Regions from separate parts of the Homo sapiens genome. Here region 1 is linked to region 2. The links are chromatin contacts, found by Hi-C or POLR2A ChIA-PET in ENCODE. All regions are on one chromosome and are shown on one strand. Each heading gives the region's core, a stretch centred on a gene start or an enhancer-like site at or near the end of the contact. The rest is flanking DNA. Distances are from core to core; before and after follow the strand shown.

The links. A loop is a pair of places that touch in the nucleus more often than their neighbours do. ChIA-PET counts read pairs that join two places held with the same protein, here RNA polymerase II (POLR2A). Pooled maps may share reads with other maps.
Region 1: a loop to region 2 is called in a map of CD14-positive monocyte, with 2.5 times the contacts of the local background. The contact joins two enhancer-like sites. A Hi-C loop is called at or near these places in 3 of 168 maps with a recorded cell type or tissue (CD14-positive monocyte, CD4-positive, alpha-beta T cell and astrocyte of the cerebellum) and 1 of 50 pooled maps. POLR2A ChIA-PET finds 5 or more read pairs at or near these places in 2 of 52 experiments (OCI-LY7 and activated CD4-positive, alpha-beta T cell).

The regions. Positions count from the first base shown.
Region 1 is chr1:245,309,776-245,312,475 of GRCh38, reverse strand. The region is part of intron 2 of KIF26B (kinesin family member 26B); the gene reads right to left. Among named protein-coding and RNA genes, the nearest start is that of KIF26B-AS1, 77 kb to the right of the region's middle. RefSeq lists a silencer at 1,047-1,222. Within about 2 kb of position 1,400, at least 3 of the 41 ENCODE cell types and tissues checked have a DNase peak (open chromatin) inside an H3K27ac peak, as active enhancers do.
Region 2 is chr1:245,256,882-245,259,896 of GRCh38, reverse strand. The region is part of intron 2 of KIF26B (kinesin family member 26B); the gene reads right to left. Among named protein-coding and RNA genes, the nearest start is that of KIF26B-AS1, 24 kb to the right of the region's middle. RefSeq lists enhancers at 539-1,406, 2,275-3,015. Within about 2 kb of position 1,541, at least 5 of the 41 ENCODE cell types and tissues checked have a DNase peak (open chromatin) inside an H3K27ac peak, as active enhancers do.

The sequences.
Region 1 (2,700 bases), core at 151-2,650, 53 kb before region 2:
CTCCCCTCCTCTCGCATACACACAAAAAGAGAGGCAAACGACTCCTGTATTTATGTAGATTAAAAATCTCATTTTGTTGCTCAAATCATTTCAGGTCTCTTGAAAGCTCATGTGAAAGTTGATTATCACATGCAGGCTCAGATAATTTCCCCAGAGAGCTAAACAAATTAAAATATATTTTTTAACTCCAACAAGCTGACACGGGCCATCAGTTGCATCCTTAGGACAAGTTCCATCATGTGGCTTTAATCAGAAGCTGGGTGTCTAAGCAATATTTACCTGGCGGGAAGGGAGGTGGCACAAGCAAGGGGCCAGGAAGTGGTTCATCAGGATCCTCCAATTCTAGTGCCCATTATTCCCAGATAGCCATCTCCATGCTGTAGGTAGACCCAGCTGTGCAGTCAGATGCTGGGCTCTTTATAGGATGACTAAGCCATCAGCCTACCACTCCCCGGAGGAGGTCTTCAATCTGATATGCATAAAACCTCACCTCAATTCAGCGTGGCTGATTCTGAGTTAAACGGTGATTTTTTTGTTTCTTTTTCTGAGATGGAGTCTTGCTCTGTCGCCCAGGCTGCAGTGCAATGGCATGATCTCGGCTCACTGCAACCTCTGTCTCCTGGGTTCAAGCCGTTCTCCTGCCTCAGCCTCCTGAGTAGCTGAGATTACAGGCGCCTGCCACACCAGGCTAATTTTTGTACTTTTGGTAGAGACAGGGTTTCCCCATGTTGCCCAGGCTGGTCTCGAACTCCTGACCTCAGGTGATCCACCCACCTTGGCCTCCCAAAGTGCTGGGATTACAGGCATGAGCCACTGCGCCTGGCCAAGGGGTGATTTATTTATTTATTTATTATTTTTATTTTATTTTATTTTAGAGACAGGGTCTCACTCTGTCACCCAAGCTGGAGTGCAGTGGTGTGATCTCTGCTCACTGCAGCCTCGAACTCCTGGCTCAAGCAATCCTCCTGCCTCAGCCTCCCAAGTAGCTAGGACTACAGGAGCAAACCACCATACCCGGCTGCAGTGAGGTGGAACTTCCCCAAAAAAGAGCAGGCGAGTCTAACTTCCCCAAAAAAGCAGCCTGAAAGCTGTGTAACAGGAGACGATGACAAGACAGCGACCAGCCTGAGCTTCAGCAAGCACAGATCTACACATTCATCGCTGTGACAACGACCCTGCAGACCCAACACGGACCACCCTCCCACAATGCAGAGATAGTGGCCACTGCTCCATGGGTCACAGGCACCCTTGCTGAGCTGAGGTCAGCTCCGAGAGATGCGGGTCATCTGAAAGGAACAATCAGGCGGTGAGAAAAACCAGAGACAGGCGAGTCTAGCTTCTCTCTTCCGCTTTTGCTTTTTAGGAACATCTGTGTGCTTTGTTGCCCCATTTCCTTTCTCCTTCTTCAGCTTCATGCTGATGTTGACACAGACTCCTGATAGAAATTCCTGAGGGGTACAGTTGGAACTGGCAAGACAGTGAGGTGGGGTGAGGAAATCAGAGTGTAGCGTCAAACAACTTAAGTTTCAATCCCTGCTCTGATACTTGGGAGCTACTCATGACACCAGGAAAGTGCTTTGTAAATTGCAAGCAGAGATGGGAAAATTAGTGGTTCATTTGCAGCTGTGGCTCTGCAGGTCACCTTTCCACAGTGCCGGCCCAGCGGGGCTTCCCACACATCACAGCCGCTTCTGCAGGCATCCTCCCTCCCCTGGGCTCTCTCCCCATCGTCCCGCGTTGCTGCTGCTGCCTGCACATGCCACATACACAGCCTTCCCTGCACACGTGCCTGCTGCTTCCTGCCTTCAGAGAGCAAAGCCTTCGAGTGCAAAAGAAGGCAACATCTGAATGAGCTTCCAATACAGATCTCTCCCCCATTTTCACCGCTGAGAGTAAAGGGAAGATAGTTTTATTCAGATGAGGGCCTTGAAAACAGCACATCGTTTCCTAGCTAGGTGACCTTGAACGAGTTTCCTAAGCTCTGAGTGCCTCAGTCCCCTTAGAATATTGTCATGATGCTAAGTGAGAGAATATATGTGAAGTGCTTACAAGTATGCCATAAATGTTATTAGTGATATTGTTATTTTAAGAATAAAGTTAATGGATAAGGGAAAACAAAACCCTCCCACCACTCCATGACATCAGTTAGAAAGCCTATGAACCCAAAGGTTTACCTCTTCAAATGTAAAATAATTGTACAACTAGTACCTAAGACCACGCTATCTCTCTTGGCATATGGAATGTTTGTATTTGCCAGGGTTCTCTGGAGAAACAGAACTAATAGGATATATATATATACATATAGTGAGAGAGAGATATTTATTGATTGATATGTATATATAGTGAGAGATATTTATATATAGTGAGATATATATTTATTGATTTATTATATAAAATAAATATTATATATAATATATATTATAATGTTACAACTAGTACCTAAGATCACGTGACCTCTCTTTGCATATGGAGTGTTTGTATTGGCCAGAGTTCTCTGGAGAAACAGGACTAATAGGATATATATACATATAGTGAGAGAGAGATATTTATTGATTTATATATATAGTAAGAGATATATATAGTGAGATATATATTTATTGATTTATTATATATATTAAATATTATATATAATATAATATATATTATAATTTTACAACTAGTACCTAAGACCACGCGGCCTCTCTTTGCATATGGAATGTC
Region 2 (3,015 bases), core at 292-2,791:
GCAGTGCAATCTTGTCTCACTGCAGCCTTGACCTCCTGGGCCTAAGCAATCCTGCTGCCTCACCCTCCCAAGGAGCTGGGACTACAGGTGCATGCCACCATATCTGGCTAATTTTTTTTGTATTTTTTCCAGAGACAGCATTTTGCCATGTGGCCCAGCCTGGTCTTGAACTCCTGAGCTCAAGCGATCTGCCCACCTTGACCTCCCAAAGTGCTGGGACTGCAGGCATGAGCCAGCCTGCCTGGCCAAGCTCACCCTGTCCATTAATTATCAACATTCAAGAGGCTTCTGAACATCATAGGAGGTTGACTAGCAGGTTCTCAGTGGGTGAAGTTTGCTTTTAGTGACCAGGCACAACCAAACCCAGTATTCTCTCCCCTGTTCTTTAGTATCAGCATGCTCACTTCCTCCGGCCTTATTCTCTAGAATCATGACAACTGATCTGACAAGGGTATTTATGTTCATTGAACTGGCCCTCACAACCCTGCCTGGTAACACGTGTGCATTTCAGCGATGGAGCCTCAGTCCTCACCGTCCAATGGGAAGGGATGTGGTGGGGCGGGGAGGCCAGTGAGATAAGACATTGGATATCATGATTACTCCATCTCTATTCCTCAGTCCGCACCACCTAGGCAGGCACTGTTGGGGCTAAGCTCCAACAAATGTACAACAATGAAGAGATAATAATGTACAAAAATGAACAGAAGAACTGAGTGGGGAAACACCTTAAGAAATCACCCATTCCAAAGCCACTTCTTTCAGTGATAAGCAGAATGCAGCCAGCACTGCCATGTAACTTCCCATACCCACCCAGCTAGGGGCACAGCTTGAGGTCTAACATCTCCCAACCCATGGAGCAGGCTCAGCGCCTGGGGGGCTGTTGCAGAAACTGGACTGGCACACATGTTGCACGAAGCGAGGGGCACCTGTGATTTTTATGTGGCCTTGCTTTTACTCTTCATGCCAGAGGCCGATCAGCATGCCACACACTGCAGAGGGCTCACGCATGGGAAAACCGGAGCGGAGATGGGTTAAGCAACCTGGCAGACACACGGTGAGTCAGCAGCCATCACTTCTGCCTCTGCCTCCCAGCCACTTGCTCTCACCCCCGCCCGTGGGTCCTGCTTGTTCTGATTTCATGCCCCCCCACCATGCTGTGCTCCTGTAGCTGCCTTGCTATGGTTATCCTTGGCAAACCCCAGTGTACTGTTACCCCAGGCCCGGGTCAGATGCTGTGAGAAGGCTCTTGGAATGAGACGCCACAGCTCCACGCAGAGCAGGTGGAATTTGGAAAGGGGCCAGTTGCTAATCACAGTAAGACAAACTTTCATTTTAGTCTCTATTTTATGGATCCCATTTGTTTACCTGCTCATTTTTGCAGGTTAGCCAGGAATGAGCTTTGATCCTGCTCCAATACCAACACCACTGTTTGCCCACGGCATTCAGCAAAGGAAGCTTGGTGAGAGAGGCAGGTCAGAAATGAGCTCCTGCTTTGGGTCCCCAGGGCACCCAGGCCTCCTCCCGCATGCACTCTGGTACCTGAAGTTCACATCTCACGGGGCCCCAGAGGCCCAGTATGGTTGTTTGTCTCTTCTGTGTCAGACCTGCCTTTCAGTGGGATGGACAGCAGCTCCTAGAAGGGGCTCTGTCTTACACCTCTGGACGCTGGGGCTTCATGTACAGCGAACTCCATAAACACCGTAGGTGGTGACGAGGAGGAGGAAATCATAATGAAAGCAAGGTGATGACAAACTCAGCACTGTCTAGAACAGTAGCCACGTCAAGCTCCCTAGGACCCCAGGCCTGGGCTGCTCTCAACTCACCACCGGAGAATGTGACAAGATCGAGAAGCTTCTGAGCAACATTTTTTTTTTTTAAGACAGAGTCTCACTCTGTCACCAGGCTGGAGTGCAGTGGCATGATCTCAGCTCACTGCAACCTCCGCCTTCCCGGTTCAAGCAATTCTCCAGCCTCAGCCTCCCGAGTAGCTGGGATTACAGGCATGTGCCACCATGCCCAGCTACTTTTTGTATTTTTAGTAAAGATGGGGTTTCACCATGTTGGCCAAGCTGGTCTTGATCTCCTGGCCTCAAGTGATTCGTCCACGTTGGCCTCCCAAAGTGCTGGGATTACGGGTATGAGCCACTGCACCCGGCCTGACCAACTTTCTTGATCACAAATATCTACCCCTGTCCTCTGCCACCTAAGCAAGGGCCACTGTGATGCTTCTAGACACGGGAGGGCTTTGGTGGGAAGCTATTTCTCCTGTCCAGCCTTCCTCCAGGCTGATGTGCAGCAAAGCTTTTCACACGACGGGCCCTGAAGAGTAACTCGTTTAACGACAAAAATTCAAGGACCATGGAGAAAAGTGTTCCAGTCTCTTCCCACTCATTGAGAGGTGAGCTGAGATGACATTTCAGATGCCCACACACGTATTCCCTCGAGGCAGGGGATATCATCTGTCAATCCCATGTAAACAAAAGGAGTCAAACTCTGTAAAATGTTTGAAGAGACTTATTCTGAGCCAAATATGAGTGACCGTGGCCTGTGACACAGCCCCAGGAGATCCTGAGAATGCGTGCCCAAGTGGTCGGGCTATAGCTTGGTTGTATACATTGTAGGGAAACACAAGAGGTCAATCAATACATGTAAGATGTACATTGCTTTGGTCCTGAAAGGCAGGACAACTCAGAGGATTGCTGAGGGGGTTCCTGGTCACAGGTGGATTCAAACACTTTCTGATTGGCAATTGGTTGAGTTTATCTAAAGACCTGGAATCAATAGAAGGGAGTGTCTGGGTTAAGATAAGGGGTTATGGAAACCAAGGTTCTTATTATGCAGATGAAGCCTCCAGGTAGCAGGCTTTGGAGAGAATAGATGGTAAATGTTTCTTATCAGACTTCAAAAAGTGCCAGATTCTTAGTTAATTCTCTACTGGATCAGGAAAAAGACCTGGGAAGGGAAGGAGATTCTCCACAGAATGTAGATTTTCCCCACAAGAGACAGCTTTGCAGG